Regions from separate parts of the Homo sapiens genome. Here region 1 is linked to region 2. Evidence: chromatin contacts called from ENCODE Hi-C or POLR2A ChIA-PET data. All regions are on one chromosome and are shown on one strand. The core of a region is the stretch at or near the end of the contact, and the rest is flanking DNA. Distances in the headings are between cores, read along the strand shown.

Region 1 (6,798 bases), core at 4,293-6,792, 530 kb after region 2:
TTCCCGAGGTCTTGACTACAGAGTATGTATGAAATTCGTAGATTTTTGGCAATCTGATGCATGGGGCACAACAACTTAGTACAATTATATCCTGTGTTTCTCTAATTATGACTTTAGTTGAGCATCTGCTTTTAGGTTTAAGAGCCTTACATGCTTCCTTTTCTGTGAACTCTGAATTCATTTTCTCTGCCCTTTTTCTATTGTTTATCAGTCCTTTTCTTATTGATTGCTAGGAACTCTTCATATATTGGTAGATTGTTATTTTATCTTGATATGGGTGGCAAACCTTTTTTGTTTGTTGTTAATCTTTTAATTGTTCTTATTATGTGCATATGTTTTGTTGTTCTTTGCTTTTACTAAAGATTTTAATTATTCTATTAACTTTACTAACTTTATCATTTTAATTTGTAAGCTCTTGATTTTTAGAAATAGTAGAAAGCCCTTCCCCACTTTAAGATGATAAATAAATTCTTCCATATCTAGTATAAAAATTATTTGAATCTTTGGTCTATGTGGTATGGAAAGTTTTTAAAAGTTGATGTGAAGATGCTAGGGTCTTCAGAAGATGAAATTCTGGATACTAATCAAAGGAAGAGAACTGTTCCTAAAACTTACCTTAAAAAAGCTGTACTTCTAATTAAAGCTTAAATGTTAATATATTTTCTTCATTGAGCTAGTATTTATTGGATACCTGTTATGTGCTGAAAAATACAACACTGGGAATGAAAGAGTTCCAAATAAAGACTAGTCTATTATCAAAAATAGAAATGATAAATAAATGTAGCCAGAAATAAAAATTCTTCATGTTTCCCAGACATCTTAATATTTATAGCACGACAGATAGTTCTGTTCTTTTTTCACGGTTGGTGCCACATGCTTCCTGTGGAGGAACTCATCCTTCTGTGGAGACAAGCAACCTTTCTTTGTAGTGCAGGTACTTTTTTTTCCAAGTAAAGATCAAATGCTCCTCTCAGCTGGAAACACCTACTCTCCATGCAGTTTCAAAGGGTTTCTCATTCTTGCATTCCAGACATGTCCAAACTAAACCCTGGTCAGAAAAAGACCTAGCACTGATATCCAACACAACTTATCTTTCACTCTGGAATTAGATCAGAAAAATATGCTTAATGGGGAGCTGCAGGACAAAGGATACAAAATAGCAGATATGAAGGATGAACAAATCTAAAGATGGAATGTACAACATGAGAACTATATTTAATAATTTTTGCTAAAAAAGTAGATTTTAGGTACTCTTGCCACACACACAAAAAAAGTATAACTGAGATGATGGATAGGTTAATTTGCTAACTATACTAACCTTTTCACTCTCTATATGTATATCAAGACATTATGTAAACCTTAAATATATACAATAAAAACTTATATGCTTATTATTTATGTACAATTACAATTTAATAAGTATGTAACAATTTTACATTAATACTTATTCAAGATTCATCATTAACAAAGCTAGTCTTTATTCTTCTGTGGTGTTAAAGATGAATCCCAATCGGTCCTCTGGTTCTTCCTTTGGTACGCTCTTTGAGCAAATTTAGGGAACTACAACCAACTTATTGCTGAGGAAAAGTGCCATCTCTGAAGCATAATCAGAAACAATGAACTAAAGTAATATGAAAATTGAAAGGTGTCTTTGAGATTGCTTGGTGCAACCCTTTCATTTTAAAGATAAGGCAGCAGAGGCCCAGACAACTTTGAGCTTAATGACATGTTACCTATATTTATCTCAAGTTATCATGCCATGAATAAAAGAGCTACTCAGCCCTCTTTATTAATTTTATTTGATTACTTCATTAGTTAGTATGTTAGTTTTGCTTATTCTTAAAAAAAGTGTAAGTGTAAAAAAGTAGGGGAAAAATCACCCTAAATCTCTCTGCTTAGGTATATTCACTGTTAAAAGGCAGCAGGACCATCACAAAGCTTTGTTGTCAGTCAGTACCAGATAGAACCCCATGAGCTCCACCACTGATTGGCTGTGTGATCATGGTCTAGTTACTTAAACTTTCTGAGCTTCAGTTTCTTTATATGTAAAAGAGAGATGACAATATTCGTCTCATTGTGAAGATTAAAGTATATCACACAGGTAAAGCATTCAGGTCAGTGATTGGCACTGTTGTATTTAATTAATGTTAGCAATTATTAGTATTACAGTTGTGATAATACTCTATAAATTTTTGTATCACGCTTTTTTCACTTATTATATATATTTTCCCAGTTTACCAATGAATCTTTATTAATGTACATTTTTATGTCATGAACATCTTTTTTTTTATTTGATATGGAGCCTCGCTCTGTCGCCCAGGCTGGAGTGCAGTCATACAATCTCAGCTCACTGCAACCTCTGTCTCCTGGGCTCAAGCGATTCCTCTGCCTCAGCCTCCCGAGTAGCTGGGACTACAGACGCCTGCTATCACGCCCGGCTAATTTTTGTATTTTTTGGTAGAGATGGGGTTTCACCATGTTGACCAGGCTGGTCTCCAACTCCTGATCTCAGGTGACCTGCCCTCCTCAGCCTCCCAAAGTGCTGGTATTACAGGCATGAGCCACTGCGCCTGGCCCATGGACATCTTTATAGAGCAAAAAAAGATTATTTTCTACTCTAAACCCAAGGTTACATATACGCTTTCCCCAATAAGCTGAATCAGCAGCTCTCAACAAAGGAAAAAGGAAACAAGGGTTAATTCAGAAGAACTATTTTGAAATAAACAACTGGATTTACAAGGGTGGGCATGAACATGCTTTGATGCATGCATTTAAAGAGTAAAGGATATAGAATAATTGATGGCTATCCTGGCAGATCAAAGCATCTCAAGAGCATTGCAGGCTGTGGAGTTAAACCGTTTGCACTTTTCCTGCATTTAGTGTGTGTATTTTGTGAGCATACTAATAATTTGTCCTTACACAGGACCTTTCATCTAGGGAGGAGCTGAAAGCCCTTTGAAGATGTTAATAAGAAAGAGACCTGCTAATTAAGATTGCTTAAAAATAAAAACTCATCTTCCAGTATGTTTACATGATTGCTGGGAAGGTTCTGACTCAAAGAGATTTGCTATCACAGGTGAGTTGTTTCATATGTTTTCTTTCAAAATCATACTGTTAGATTCCATGTACTGATAAAATGGCTTTCTCTAGACAGTCACACCAGATATAACAATACTAATTCAACAATTTATGGCATACTTGATTTGGAGATCAGACATTTACCCAGAACATTTTGGGACAGAGCAAGGAGCGGTGCCATGTTGAATATTTGTAATGAGTTTTAAGATTATCAGACAAAGCTGTAGACTAAACTCAGTGAAACAAGTTTAGAAGAAGACAAAGCAAGAGCCGAGCACAGTGGCATGTGCCTGTCATCTCACAGGAGGCTGAGGCAGGGATCGCTTGAGCCCAGGAGTTTGAGACTAGCCTGGGCAACATAGTGAGACCTCCATCTCAAAAAAAAGAAAAAAGAAGGACAAATCATTCCCAGATCTTTATGAAATTATTTTTAGAGGAAATTCAAATAGCAAAAACTGTAGAGCTCCTTGCCTCAGTGCATGGTGAACAGGATGACTTTGTTAAGAGTACAAGCTTCCACCTCAACTGCCCCACATCAAACAGACTAAAGCAAATCCCTACAGAGATGAAGTCAATTCAGTGAAATCTTCCCTAATTCCAACTGTCAGAATTGGTAGCACCTAACTTTCTACTCCCTGGGCAGATATGTTATAATTAATCCAACTATTTAGTATGTAAATCATTTTTCTTACATTTTATATATATATATATATATATATATATATATATATATATATTTTTTTTTTTTTTTTTTTTTTTTTTTTTTTTTTTTTTTTTTTTTTGAGACTGGTCTTGCTCTGTCGCCTAGGCTGGAGTGCAGTGGCTCAATCTCGGCTCACTGCAACCTCTGTCTCCTGGGTTCAAGTGATTCTCCTGCCTCAGCCTCCCAAGTAGCTGGGATTACAGGCATGTGTCACAACGCCCAGCTAATTTTTGTATTTTTAGTAGAGACAGGGTTTTGCCATGTTGGCCAGGCTGGTGTCAAACTCCTGATCAAGTGATCTGCCTGCCTTGGCCTCCCAAAGTGCTGGGATTACAGGCGTTAGCCACTGCACCTTGCAATGTCAATTTTTTTTAATAGTTCTCCCATACAAAAGAGTAAACTCCAAGATGGCAGGAAACATATTTTATTCATCCTAATATCCCGTAGAGGGCTTAGCACAATGTCTGATCCTTAACACAACACATCCATTAATAACCACATCTTTTAATTAAGAATTTTATTATAGCATTCTTGTAATAGAAAAAGAAACTGGGACTAGCACAAATGTTCGTCAGTAGGGCACTGGCTTAGTAAAGTTATGGACCATCCATACAATGGAATATTGTGTCACTATAAGAAAGAATGGATCTGATTTGGAAAAGTCGGCTTCATTAAATTGAAATGAAGTTTCATTTCAATTAAATAAAAAACTTACACAAAAGAATATATATCATATATAATATATTATATGATATATATTATATATAATATGATATATATTTTTTATATATATATCTTTTTGGCAAAAACCAAACCAAACCAAATGGGTGATTAATAGATGCATAGAATGAATAGATGGAGAGCCAGACAGATAGACTGATCCATTTTGCAGAAATAATGCATGGGAAAAAGGAAACCCCGAAAAATATAAGCAAATTCTCAACTGTGAGTATTTCTGGTAAGTGGGGCTGAGGAGAGTGGGCTGGTCATGAGAGGACAGTCCTTTGATTTTTACTTTAGCCTCTGTATTGTTGGTTTTAGCAATGAGCAAGTATTACTTTTGGGCATTAAAAGGGGAAATAATGTATTGACTCAAAGTTTGAATTTGTTGAACTTGCTTCAGTTGAGCAGGTGACCTAATATCCCATATTTCTTAGCTTCACAGCCTTTCTCCCTGACAGAGCTTCTGGCACTAAGCTGACAGAGGGGACAAAGTCTTCCTTTTTCAAGAGTAAGCATTTGGCTGGGTTCAGACGGACTCCCTTGGGCATCTCCCTGGGGCACCTCTCCAAGGCCTTGCTTTCTAAACTTGGTTATACTAATGGGCTGGGACAGATTCCCTGGCTGACTCTGGAAGCTGTCAAAATCTCTCTGGTAATTTTCCTAGGCTTTTCTGGTCTTTAATGAGGCATCAACCTTTTTCAGTTGTAAATCAGCTTAGATCAAAATTCAAGCAGGAGACTTTTCTACCCCTCAGACCCTTTCGATGTTTGCTTTCTAACTGCTGAGTTCTTGCTTACTTGAAACTCCTGCTCCCCGGGGATAATCAGAAATAGCTACCTGCACTAACTTCTTAAGTCATCATTCTCCTGTTTTGATCAGCAGGAGGGGTGTAATCTGTTTTCGACAGTTCATGTAGATTGGCTTGCTGCCAGCATGATTCTCTCAACTGAAGGAAAACTCAACAGTCTCTAAAATGGAAGGGCAAGAGGGAATTTGTGTGAATGATGTAAGTTAATCCCATTTCCTGGGATCTGGCCTGGCCCATTTTTAGTGGGGCTGGTTTAGGGTTAGTTTGTGATTACATAAACTCATCAACATTCCGGAAGAGGAAAGAACACCCCCTGGTGGTAAAATTATATCTCTGCACCACATCCCCTAAATTTCAACTCCCAGCCAAGTTACCTACTTACACTTGTACCAGGGTACACAGGAGCATTCTTGGTCACAGAAGTCTGTATAAACTAACTCAGTTTTATTCCTGCATTACATACAGAGAAACAAGCATTAGAATTTCCAATATTCCTATTATGCTTTTTTGTTCAGAATTACTGTGTTATACATTACACATATTAAAATCCTTAGCTTTATCATTTTATTATGGAAAAAAAATCCCCATTACTACACAAACTCTATAGCCCTAATTAGTTTTGTGCATGACATTATTAATGATGTTGTTATTGTTATGCTTATTTCAGGCCCATTTCATTTTTTCAAATGTGTCTGTTCTGTGAAATGCACACAATATAAAATATGTGGCTGGGTGCGGTGGCTCACGCCTGTAATCCCAGCACATTGGGAGGTCGAGGCGGGTGGATCATGAGGTCAGGAGTTCGAGACCAGCCTGGCCAACATGGCGAAGCCCCGTCTCTACTAAAAATATAAAAATTAGCCGGGCATGGTGGAGGGAGCCTGTAATCCCAGCTGCTTGGGAGGCTGAGGCAGGAGAACAGCTTGAACCCAGGAGACGGAGGTTGCAGTGAGCCGACATCGTGCCATTGCACTCCAGCCTGGGTGACAAGAGCAAGACTCAGTCTCAAAAAAAAAAAAAAAAAAGTGATGTATATTTTTGATGCTCCTAATGTACTACTTCGTTCTTCTACATGCTACAATATCCAAAATGTATTCATAGTCATACAGTCCAGTCTTCTTTTTCGTCTATTTGCACACATTCTCAGGGTTGAGTTGATTTCAAAGAACATTATCAAAACAGATGCTCCAGCGCTGTAATTAGCAGGCCTCGTGTGGAATGTTCCGCATAAGTCAGAGTTCCTGTGGATCCTGGACATTTGCCTTCCTGAGGCTCTGCCTTTGACTTTCCTTTTGGAATAATGCCATAAAGGTCACTGTTTCCAGTTCAGAATATTCCCTTTCGTTTCTGTTTGTGAGAACTATGTTTAAGCTTTTTCCCTTCACCAGTTGTCCTAATGGGCCTGGCATTGCTTCTGAAGTGGAGAGAGTTTAATAAACCCAGGACTCCTGCTTAGTCCCTGGGCATTTTTGCCTGCTCCTCGGCT
Region 2 (6,248 bases), core at 2,186-4,685:
CCTTCCGACTTTGGAATTTCTTGACTCCAACTCACTGCTTAGACCCTTATCCTGGGCCTCTCGAATAATAACTAGATTTCTTTGTCAAAAGACTGACTGTACTGCCACAAAGTCATCAATCCATTGGAAGAGGTTTTCCTTTAAATTCTGTCAAGATTATATTTTCTCCATGGGTCAATTAATATAAAGAGGTTAATAAAGTTCAACAGAGATAAACATTAGCTGTAACTAATAAAGTCTGCATTCATTGGGTGAATTGATTTATTTACACAATGCCTTTATTCTCAATGGAGTTTATGTGCTAGGTTCTATGCAATGACTCCAATGTCAGAGTCTTGGTCCAATAGAACATACTGTACATAAGTAACTGCAGTACAAAGGAGGCAGTGGCCAATACCCTGAGAAATAAAGAAATACAGTGCTAGGGGTTTCTGACATGGATTTCAAAAAGCTCTCTAGCAACGCTGAGCACCCACAGCAAAATGCTTGCCTTTCTTTGTATTATCCAATTTGGCTGCCGCATTAGCCAGAGTTCATTGGGTAATTGCACAATCCCTTGTGAGGCTTTTATCTTAAAGGCTTACCCTTGGGGAACTAGAGTGCCTCAGATATCTGGTGCACAGAGCAAACTATAGAAAAGCAGAAAGGATCTTTGATTCTGGAGTACACAGGAAATGCTAACGATGCCCAAGGTAACCATCATGTACTCATGTACACAGCAATGAGTACACTGAAAAAATATATCATCTTTCCTCCAAAATGGAGGCTGCTCATGTGATCCCAGGTGGATAGGAGGCAGAGTGATATAATGAATGAAAGCATGTGCTTTTGAGTTAAAAGGGACCTGGGTTTAAGTTTCAACTCTGCCTTTTAGTCTCTTTTATTACTGCAGCCGTCTGAGCTTCAAACTCTCATCTGCCAAAGGAGCACTGGAGTGAGTATTGATGAAAAAAAAATGGATGTTAAGTGATTAACTTGGTGCCCAACACATGTGAAGAGTTCAGTCAGTACTAGCTAACAATCACAATAAGATTTGTGACAATAATGTACAAAACTCAGATAATTAAACAGGAGCCTTCTTTATGGTCAAGTGAAAGAAGATGGGGCCATTTCATCTGGAGAAGAGCCAACCAGAAACACATGAACAATTCTATTTATTTTTATTACACAAGTAGTACACATTCATGGTAAAAAAAAATTACAATGTAATACAAGCTGAAATAAACTTAAATAATGAACTTTACCACCAACCAGACATAGCTAAAATTTTGCATATATGGTTTTTTTATCTTTCTTGAAATATATACAAATATTTTTGAACAAAAATGAGCACACTTATAATGCTGTTTGTATCTTGCTTTTTTCTTATTTCGTGTCATGATCACCTTTCTTTGCCAACTAACAACATCAATGTCATCATTTAACTGGATACAGAATAGCCAATTATATAAACATTATGAAATTTGTTTAACCAATTTCCCACAATAGCTATTATTTAAGTTGTAAGAAAGGACCATGTGCCCTGGGCTCAACCAGATTGGACCAGTTCTGGTTCCACCTGGGAAAGATCCTATGTTCTCTTGGTCTCATCTTTACCATCTTTAAAATAAGAATTACATCCTCCAGTTCTTAAGGCTAGTATGTGGATCAAATGAACTGATGCCTGTAAACATGTTTTGTAAATAGTAAAGTACTATGTGAATGTTTACATTCATTAAAGAAGGTACTAAACAGGTGTTCTCCACTGAGTCAAAACAAGAAGAAATTAGATTAACATGCTGTTGGTCTCATTGGGATGATTCCTAGCCTGTAGCAGGCTGAGTGCAACAGCAAATGCTTCAGTGTGGTTTAGGCGCTGTGGCTCTGTTTTCAGTCCCTGATGGGAGAAACCAGAACGCAGCCCTGGCATAAACTCTATCCACTTTCCTCCTGAGGATATGAGGTCCAGAGAAGGTAAATGCCATGTCTATGTGGCTCCTGAAAGCCAGAGTGAGCCACCTTCTGCCTCCAAATCCAATCCCATCGATCTTCGCTGTGCCCACAGTGTGTTAGTGAACTGGCCAGCTATTAAATGCCCACCTTGTGTTTAATCTTGAAGAGTTTTAAAAGGAAGCCTGGCTGCCTTGGTAGATTCTAGCAGATATGGGCGTGATTCAGATACATTTAGAACACACTTGAGCCTCAACTTCTCTAACTTTTAACCACCGAAGCACTGGAAACAAATCCATCTCTTTAAAACATTAGTAAATCGAAACACAAGTAGATTCTTATCTCAAGAGTTTATGTGGCTGAGTAGATGATAGAAATTTCTAGAAGTCTTATGTTTCCCACAAATTATTTTATAATTTGCATTATTTATGTAGTGTTGAAAGGGAGATTTGGTTGGCTTGCCTTAAATTATACCTCCCTTTCTCCTAATACATATTACTCTCAGGTATATTTCAGAGACAGAAAAATATTTTGAATGACCTAGGTCATCTGTTTTTATGCTGACCACCCATTAGAACCACCTGAGAAGTTTCTGGAAAACAAGATAAAATACTGCAGATGACTCACTGATCTCCAAAAGTTAAGCTTCAGTTATTCTAGGGGTAATTTTCTAATCTCCTCAGAGTCGGGTGATTCTGGCCAGATGTGCAGCCAGGGTTGAGAAACACTGATTAGGGTCCCAGTGGGGTAAGGAACAGATTATATGCTCATGATCTCACATACTCTTTCATTCTCATTGTGCCTCTGAGCAAAACCATTGAAATATATGTGCTCAGATTTAACTTCTTCTACCCCTAAAACAAGACACTGAATGGAAAAAATATATCTTATATAATAGAAGGACCCAAACTATGAAAAAGAGGATAACAGCCAAAAATGGAGGAAGTATAGTAAAGTTCCTCAATGCAATAATATGCAGCAGCTTTAATTTATGATTACAAAGAATTCACAGCAACATGGAAAAACCATAGACTGATATGGAGGAAATGAATACAAACTTGTCCATAGTGTAGGGACGCAACTATGAAAACTAAAGTTATATGTGCATACACACACACACACACACACTCACACACACACACACACACACACACACACACACACACACACACACACACACACAAAGGGACGATCCCCAAAATATCAATAGAGGCTATTTTGGTGGAGAATTTGGCTTCTTTCAACATTTTTATACTTCCACAGTATTTTTTAAACTACCATGTACATGATAGGAAAATAACATTTATAGTAGAACAAAACAAATTTACTTTTAAAAAATTACTCCTCTGACTATTATGTGATCATCAAGTCATGATGCTCAACACTGAATTAACAAAACAAAGATTAAAATGCCCACCTGAAGGTCTCTGTCTTTCAGCTGCCCTGGCTTCTGCTGCCTCTATCTCTCCTGCCTTTCTCCTCCGAGTAATTCAGGTTGCTCATTTCAAAGAAAAGTGAAAGAGCAAATTATATTTATGAACAGTGCCAACCAATAGCAAGCAAGTCAGGAAGTGTAGCAGGTCATCTGTGCTTTTTAGAAGCCATTGTAGATGTTAGTGCAAGCTCCCTTCTCAAGAAGGGTGAAAATTTCCAGTTAGGGGCTATGTCTAAAAAGAAGAAACCTAAAATTGCCCTGCCCCTCTAATGACTGGTTTTTTGTCATTATCTTTCTCAAGAGATCAAGCGGATATGATGGGTTAGAGTCAGGAATTTTAAGTGGCTTTTAGTTCTCCTAAATGGTTTCTGTTTCCATGGCAACAGAAATAGCAACATTGCCTTACACACATAGCACTTTAGACTTTTTTAAAGCACTTCCCTCACTCACTTGCATTTTCAGCTCACTTGCACTCAGGCAGAGACCTTATCCAGTCTGCTGAAAATGTTCTGTCAGAGGTCACCAAAAACCTCCTTGTTGCTTACATAAAAAATCCTTTCTCAGTCCTCACCTTCCTTCCCCTCTTGTTTGCATAGTTGACCATTGCCACTTTCCTGAAACTTTTCCCTTTTTTCTCTGACTTTCCTGGTTCTTTTTCTACCCCTCAGATTGCTCTTCTTTGCCTCTCTTTCTGATGCCTCTTCTTCCACCCCTTTTCTACGTGTGAGCTTTCCCCAGAGGTCTGTGTTCTGACTTCTTCCCTCCTTCTCTTGCTTTTACCTATCTGATCCACAATCATGGCCAAATTTAATGTGGCCCAGGTGGAGCTTTTCTCTTCCTCTCTTAGTCCTGCATCCCCCCATCTACCCTGTCTAAGCAAATGGCACCACAATAATTTAGCCAGTTCATCCATCCATAAACCTAGAAGTCACTTTTAACTTCCCTCTTTCTTCCACCACCCACTTCTGAGCCAACAAGTTCCATTTGTTCTGCCCATAAAATATGTTCCAAATCGAACCATTACTCATCTCTCCATCACTGTTCAAATCCTCGTTTCCTGCATAGAAAGCTGCAGTAACATTAAGCAAGAAAAATAAGTAAAAGGGATCCAAATTGGAAATAAATAAGTAAAATTTTGTCTGTTTGCAAATGATAAAATCTTATATGTAGAAAAACCTGAAGATACCATGCACACACACACACACAAAACCCCAATAGAACTAATAAGCAAGCAAATTGAGCAAAGTTGCAGGACAGGAAATCAATACACAAAAATCAGTTGCATTTATATACACTAACAATAAACAATCCAAAAATGGAAACTAAGGAAACTATTCCATTTATAATAGCATCAAAATGAATAAAATACTTTGGATATATACTCAGTAGTAAGGTTACTGAATCTTGTTGAGATCTCTGCACTCTCATGTTTACTGTAGCACTATTCACAATAGCCAAAATATGGATCACCCGAAATGTTCATCAACAGAAAGATGGATGAAAAATGTGGTATATATTCACAATTGAATACTATTTACTGATTTAAAAAGAACAAAATTTGTCATTTGTGGCAACATGGATGAGCTTGGGAGACATTATGTTAAGTGAACTAAGCCAGGCATAGAAAGATAAATACTGCATGTTCTCACTCACATGTGGAAGCTAAAAAATTTGATCCTATAGAAGTGGAGAGTAGAATAGTGGTTACTAGGGGCTGGGAAGAGTACTTTCTAGGGGTGAGGGTGAGTGGTTTTCTGTGCAGCTTCTTCATGCAGCTGTGGAGAAGGGGCTGGGACCAAGGTTGCTCCTCTGAAGACAAGGTTCTTCCTGGGTCTGGGATTCTATTTCTAGTATTTTATTTATCCCAATTAGAACTCACAGTACACAAATGTTATATTACCATTCTCATCTTTAGGGGGCAAAAAGCTTGAAACAACATTTCATTCTACAAGCAGTCACTATAGATATTCATTCTTCTCCAATAAAAGCCCAATTGGCCAGGCGCAGTGACCTCACGCCTGTAATCCCAGCACTTTGGGAGGCCAAAGTGGGCAGATCACGAGGTCGGGAGTTGGAGACCAGCCTAGCCAATATGGTGAAACCCTGTCTCTACTAAAAATACAAAAATTAGCCAGGCATGGTGGCACGCGCCAGTAGTCCCAGCTACTTGGGAGGCTGAGGCAGGAAAATCATTTGAACCCGGAAGGTGGAGGTTGCAGTGAGCCAAAAAGCCCAATTAATTGACTAATGTTCATCTCATTAAAATGAATAAAGTGGGCTGGATGGAGTGGCTCACCCCTATAACCCTAGCACTTTGGGAGGCTGAGGCAGGAAGATCTCGAGTCCAGAACAGACTGAAAGCAGTCTGAGTGACACAGGGAGACCCCATCTCTAAAAAAAAAAATACAAAAATTAGCTGGACATGGTGGCATGTGCCTATAGTCTCAGCTACTCAGGAAGCTAAAGTGGAAGGATTGCTTGAGCTGGGGATGTTGTGGCTGCAGTGAGCTGGGATCACACCACTGCACTCCAGCCTGGGTGACAGAGCAAGACTGCCTCAGAAAAAAAAAAAAAAGGCTCATGCCTAATCCCAGCACTTTGGTGGGCTGAGGCGGGTGGATCACGAGGTCAGGAGTTCGAGACCAGCCTGGCCAAGATGGTGAAACCCCGTCTCTACTAAAAACACAAAAATTAGCCTGGCGTGGTGACAGGCACCTGTAATCCCAGCTACTTGGGAGGCTAAGGCAGGGAATTGCTTGAACCCGGGAGGCGCAGGTTGCAGTGAACTGAGATCGTGCCACTGCACTCCAGCCTGGGTGACAGAGTGAGACTCTGTCTCCAAAAAATAAAAAATAAAAATAAAAATAAAAAAAATTAAAAACTT

The links. A loop is a pair of places that touch in the nucleus more often than their neighbours do. ChIA-PET counts read pairs that join two places held with the same protein, here RNA polymerase II (POLR2A). Pooled maps may share reads with other maps.
Region 1: a loop to region 2 is called in a map with no recorded cell type, with 4 times the contacts of the local background. The contact joins the enhancer-like site here to the promoter of CYSLTR2 in region 2. A Hi-C loop is called at or near these places in 1 of 168 maps with a recorded cell type or tissue (B cell), 10 of 37 single-sample maps with no recorded cell type and 7 of 50 pooled maps. POLR2A ChIA-PET finds 5 or more read pairs at or near these places in 1 of 52 experiments (T-cell).

What each region holds. Positions count from the first base shown.
Region 1 is chr13:48,125,900-48,132,697 of GRCh38, reverse strand. LOC105370198 (a long non-coding RNA gene) reads left to right here. Exons shown (of 6, transcript XR_007063792.1): 5 at 2,924-3,076. Among named protein-coding and RNA genes, the nearest start is that of MED4, 34 kb to the right of the region's middle. Within about 2 kb of position 5,542, at least 21 of the 41 ENCODE cell types and tissues checked have a DNase peak (open chromatin) inside an H3K27ac peak, as active enhancers do.
Region 2 is chr13:48,651,116-48,657,363 of GRCh38, reverse strand. CYSLTR2 (cysteinyl leukotriene receptor 2) reads right to left here and starts at 3,435. Exons shown (of 5, transcript NM_001308476.3): 1 at 3,347-3,435.